2 separate regions of the Homo sapiens genome follow, and region 2 is linked to region 1. A link is an interaction called in ENCODE POLR2A ChIA-PET data of the cell type or tissue named here. Cell type or tissue: MCF 10A. All regions are shown on one strand. Each heading gives the region's core, and the rest is flanking DNA. Links, peaks and the distances in the headings are about the cores only.

Region 1 (2,934 bases), core at 251-2,750:
TAGTCACATGCATATTAAAATTGCTCATTTTAAAGTTCCATACCCATAAGTCAAACTTTGCTAAATTTGGCCAAGACTACTATTTTTGCCTCTGGTCTGTGTAGTCTTATATTTTATTCTCATTTAGTGTTGATCTTGGAGACAGTAAGTATTAACATATTTCAATGCTTCTTTCTGCTAAGTTGCTGAAAATCTAAAAGCTTGTTGGAAGAATCAAGATAGCATTTGTCATTTTATGTGTGTGTGTATGTGATACATATGTGTGTGTATGCATGTATATGTACATGTGCACACATACCAGATGGGGACACCATTACAGGGGCCATTTCACAAAGCCTAAATTAGGCCTCTCAGTGGGCCACAGAGAGTGCTGTTTGCTTAAATTATGGCTGACATTTTTGGAATCTTTGCAAAGGGTGCTAAAGGGAATGGCCACATAAGGTTAACCAATCCTTAGACAGGGCTGTTTGTTAAAGTAGAAATAACCTGATAATGACATTAGTACCCCTTAGTTCTGTAAAACAAAACAAAAAACAAAACAACAACAACAACAACAAAAAACAAAAAGGAACCTCATGTTCAGTGCAGAAAACTTGAAAAATATAAGAAAAGACAAAGAAAAATATAATAAATATAATTACCTATCAACATTTTACCACATTCCCTTTAAATATTTTTTTCTGTACATGTCTACATTTCAGATGACATTGTCCTGCAAGTACTCTTTATACCCTCCTTTTTTAGTAATATAGAATTGTTTTTCCATGATCACAAATATTCTTCCCTACCCACTTTTAACAACTTCTATTGTTTTGCCTGCTAGAACAATTAAACATGACTATTTTAGAAAATGCAGAAATAGATCAGTAAAAAAAGAAAGAGAATAGAAAAGAAGCTACAATATCCAGAATTTATCATTCTTGTTATTAATAATAGTTGCTATTAACATTTTGATATAGTATAATTTTTAATGGTTGCATCATATTTCATCATATGGATACAATGTAATTTAGTAAAAGAATTCTGTACATTAGATATTAAGTGGTTTTCAATTAGGTTGTTTTCAGTGTTCAGTTTTTTGCTATAATATATAAACCTAAGATGAACATTTTTATTCATCCACATTTATATCTATATATAAATGTGTGTATGTATATGTGTATATATGTGTATGTGTGTATATTTGTGTGTGTGTGTGTGTGTGTATGTGTGTGTTTAGTTCCTTAGGATGTATTCCACTTTTAATGCTTGGCATGTTTTAATACTGTAGAACCCTAAAATGATAAATGGCTCTTAATTAGCCAGGTGCCCAGGGCTTTGCAACCTTCCTCAAAGAATAAGCTCCCTAGGGCAGCTGCATTATCTGTTGACTTGCTGGGAAAGCACTGGAACAAAAAGCCAATGATTTTCAAGAAGGATAATATAGTGTGTCTTAAAGTCTAATTATATATAATCTATTACCAAACATGTAGCTGACATTCTAAAATGTTTTCCTTGGTATATTTAAAATATGTATTTAGAAAAAAAACATTTTTTTCTGTAAAACTCCTTCGTTTTTTTTTTAGTCTGTCCTATTCCTGCCATCCTTAATGTCTAGTTAAATAGTTTATAAAAAAATTTTGTGTTACAGAATACTTAGAACCTAAGGACCCTTGCTCCAAAAAAAGCACACATATATTTACTGTTTCAAAGCCCAGAGGCCTTCAGAGTCATGTTTCTCTTTAGCACTTTACTAATATTGAATACACCCTATCCTTCATGAATATGAATAAATTTCTCTCCATGTGCATTTTGGGGCCTCTTTTGGGAATTTACCTACTTTCCCTGGTTGCTGTTTATCAACCATTTCTCTAGATGTCATCAGTCTCTTCTTACAGCTTAAGAACATTTCTTCATACTGCTGCCACTCTTTATGGTTTCCTTTGACCCAGGCCATGACGTAGGCCTTCTGTTAGTTTGCAATAGCTAGGGATAGAGAAATTATAGTACAGAGATGAAGGAGAAATGAAACTGATTATTGGAAAGAATTGCTGTAAAATTGAATAACTGTGACTCCCATGGAAGGTCCTATGATAGTCATCTCTTGCTTATCAGCTCCAGTCCACAGGCGCCAGTTGGCCCCTATGGATTAGAGACCCCAATCTAGTCTTCTCAACTCCGAATCTAGACTCAAATATCCCTCTCTTTTTTTTGGAGGGGGGAGTTCAGGAGTGAAGGATGTGGTCGTCATTGAAAATATAATAAACTTTTCAGGGGTACAGCTGTATGCACCATGAATGATGTTTTTATATTCAGAATGCTTGGCCTGAAGCATATAGAATATGTCACTGTCTCCGTGTTTTCTGAGAACAATGAGTAGATGCTTGCCAGAAATATCTATGACTAAATGAGTCATCACAGTGATATCTCAAAACAAAGAATATACCTGCATGAAAAACAAATTCTAGCTTCAATATAGAATGCAGAAAAGATATTTGATACCCTTTTCCATGCTATCATTTTTATAAGTTCAACGATAATTTGAATAACTCACCTACAACAGCTAAAATAAATTGCTGACAGATTTAAAAACCTATTTTTCTCAATCCCACAACTACCTCATTGGACTGAATATTATAGAATACTTCGACTCACCTCTCACCAGCTCCAGTTACAAGCTCCATCTCAACTTCTTTTTATTTTTTTTTTCTGACCTGTACTGATGCCTCCTTTTTCTGAAAAATGTCCACCTAACAAATGATTATTTGCAAGGGTGTGTTATTAGATATTATTCTTATTTCACAAATATTGGTCTAGATTTTTGTTTAATTGGAAACTCTTTGAAGGCAGACATCTTGTTTTTACTTTTATTTTTAGCAATGACAAATACATCATCCAATAAATGCTGCACTGTGTTTTCTTACATCAAAGATGCTATTGATTGTGTGACTGCAC
Region 2 (2,934 bases), core at 139-2,638, 65 kb after region 1:
TATTACCTCCTGGACACATAATGTAATTCCTTTCTATCAGTATCTCATGGAAGATAGAATGACAACCCCCCAAATTTGGGGTTGCCAGATAAGCTAATACATTAATTATCATGATGATAACCAATAATATCTTAAATGTTTTTGTCAGTGAGTAGAAAAAGCGAATTCCAAGTAAGAATAAGAACTTTATATCCACTTTATTTCGCATCAAACTTAAATCAAAATAAAATGCCTTCCATCTCTACCTAGATTTTATTATTGGGTTTAAATTATTCCAACCAACACTGATACTTCCCTGTTTACACTTATTATTTATGATAGAGCCTCTGGACCTTATTAACCATAGGATCTGGAAACTGGTAATCCTGTGGAACAGTGGTTTCCAAATTTTAGTCCAAGAATGGGTATTAGTGGATGATGTTTTCACTAGTTTATAATAGAATGAATGAATCTATCTGCACAGAGTATATACTGTCAAAGTTGCCATTCTTTGATCTCCTTGATGGGATCCCCACTGAGACTTGTCTGCTTCTTCGCCACAGCATTTCCACCACCAGATACAGCATGGCACACAGCAAGCATTCAACACATGTTTTTCAGAATAAACAAATAAATGAAGTGTCCTATTTTATAACGAGCTGTTTCTATTCTGTGATTAAGTTCTTTTTTGGGTGTTGAAATATATATATATATATATATTTTTTTTTTTTTTTTTTTTTTTTTCTTGAGACAGAGTCTCACTCTGTTGCCCAGGCTGGAGTGCAATGGTAAGATCTCGGCTCACTGCAACTTCTGTCTCCCAGGTACAAACGATTCTCGTGCCTCAGCCTTCCAGGTAGCTGGAATTACAGATGTGCACCACCATGCCTGGCTAATTTTTGTATTTTTAGTAGAGACGGGGTTTCACCATGTTGGCCAGGCGGGTCACGAATTCCCAAGCTCAGATGATCTGCCCGCCTTGGCCTCTCAAAGTGCTAGGATTACAGGCATAAGCCACTGTGCCCAGTCTATGTCTTTTTTTTTTTTTTTTTTAAAAATAGAAATAATGGCAATAGAAGCAATTTTTAATGCCCTTAATTTGGCAAAAAATAGGGCTAAGCATCCTATCTTTACCACCTAAATTTGTTTTTTTTTTTTAATTTGACTGGATTGAGAACATAATAATCTGGAAATCACTGGTCTAATCTAATTCTCCTATTATAAAAGGAAGAATTGCTGCTCAGAGAGAGGAAATAATTTGCCTAAAATCCCATAACTGCCGGATTATTACTTTTTCACCTATGATTCTTTTTATTTTATAAACTATGTTATGTTATTTATTTGCATACTTATTTGTTGTGCTTTTCTAGATTATTATTGTCTCAGAAACAATACCATAAGCTCCTTGAGACTATGGATCATGCCTCTTGTTTTGTAGGCATACGAATGCCAACTGTCCGGGATGCTGTCCATGGTCCTGAACTTCTGCCATGAAGTCTAAGCCAAGGGGATGCAGACAAAAGTAAGGATTTCCTATTAACTGTCATAATTGTTTTGGGGTATAAATAGAGACAAGAAAAGGATCCCTGGACTTGACATGTAAGCCAAATGAAAATCTGTTATGTGATCACTTCCACGTAGGGCAAAAAATTGATTTATAACATATCAAACACTTCAGAAACATTGATAAGTAACAGAAATTTCACCTTGAATTATGGATTCTGAGACTAGGTCTGAGAAGGTGATTGATATCTCCTGCCTCCCCAACCCTCGAGATACAAACAAACTAAAAAAGATTAAGAAGAGAGACACTTACTCCATCTCATTGAACATTAAGATATTATAAGGAAGGACCACATTTCTATTAAGCCAAAAATAAATTATGTATATCTAAACACAAACAAAAAATGAACTTCAATGCTGACTCAACAAAAATAAATAGGTCTAATAAGATATTTCGTAATTTGGTTTTGTCCAGGCATTTTCTATAGATGCTTGACAAAAAATAACAGACCTTTCTTTAAGTGTATCGTGTTATAATTTTTGCAACTTTCTACTTTACCTATTTTACTTATTCAGAAAAAATCTAATTAGTGATATGATTGAAAGCTCCTTTTATACTACTTGGTGAGAGTGCACACTCTTACTGCAATTGACCTGGTCTACTAAGGACTGTTCTTTTCCTGTCTGGTTCTAATTACAATTATGTTTTATTTTTGCTTCTAACTTAAGTTGTCATTTTTTATATAAGTTTGTGCCTGTTTCTTGCAAAAAATAAGCTTCTTTTAAATAGAGTAAAACTAGGGAGAGCTTCCTCTTTTTTCTTTGCTCTTTTATATTTTATGAATTTATACATTTGTATGCATTAATTGTGCAACTTAAAAAATAAATCTAAAAAATTAAGCTCCAATCTCCTAAAAGACCATGTCCACATATATTCTGCTTGGTTCTAAATTTGCCCATATCAACAAAACTAATTGAAGGAAATAAAAGCTGATTATACTTGGGAAAATTTTACTGCATTTTTTTTTTTTTTTTTTGAGACAGAGTTTCATTCTTGTTGCCCAGGCTGGAGTGCAACGGTGCTATCTTGGCTTACCGCAACCTCCACCTCCCATGTTCAAGCGATTCTCCTGCCTCAGCCTCCCAAGTAGCTGGGATTACAGGAGCCTGCTACCATGCCCAGCTATGCATTTTTAAATTATTTATATACTTGGGACATATACTGGAACAAATATAGCTTTAAATGTTAGCCATAGATAGATAATAAAGAATGAAGCAAGATGGCATCTTGGTCTGTCCTGCAAAATGTCCATAAACCAAAATTGTGGAGGAGTGGATAATTTGGGCATGGCAGCTCTAAGGAGACATATTCAGTATTAGTGTTCCAATCAAACACTTGGCTGTGAGCCGTTGGATGTTACTTGTCTTCCTCCTACTGCAGAATGTCAGCTG

What was found. Peaks named below come from ENCODE experiments on the same cell type or tissue, not always from the same donor. Only the 100,000 strongest peaks of a DNase experiment are listed, where the experiment ranks them.
Region 2: POLR2A ChIA-PET joins it to region 1 with 7 read pairs; 2 of 35 experiments call an interaction of 5 or more read pairs at or near these places.

What each region holds. Positions count from the first base shown.
Region 1 is chr5:153,339,764-153,342,697 of GRCh38, reverse strand. No RefSeq gene overlaps it. Among named protein-coding and RNA genes, the nearest start is that of GRIA1, 150 kb to the left of the region's middle. In MCF 10A, for the core only: no CTCF peak of the experiment used is centred there; no DNase peak of the experiment used is centred there.
Region 2 is chr5:153,274,866-153,277,799 of GRCh38, reverse strand. No RefSeq gene overlaps it. Among named protein-coding and RNA genes, the nearest start is that of GRIA1, 210 kb to the left of the region's middle. In MCF 10A, for the core only: no CTCF peak of the experiment used is centred there; a DNase peak (open chromatin) is centred at 1,449.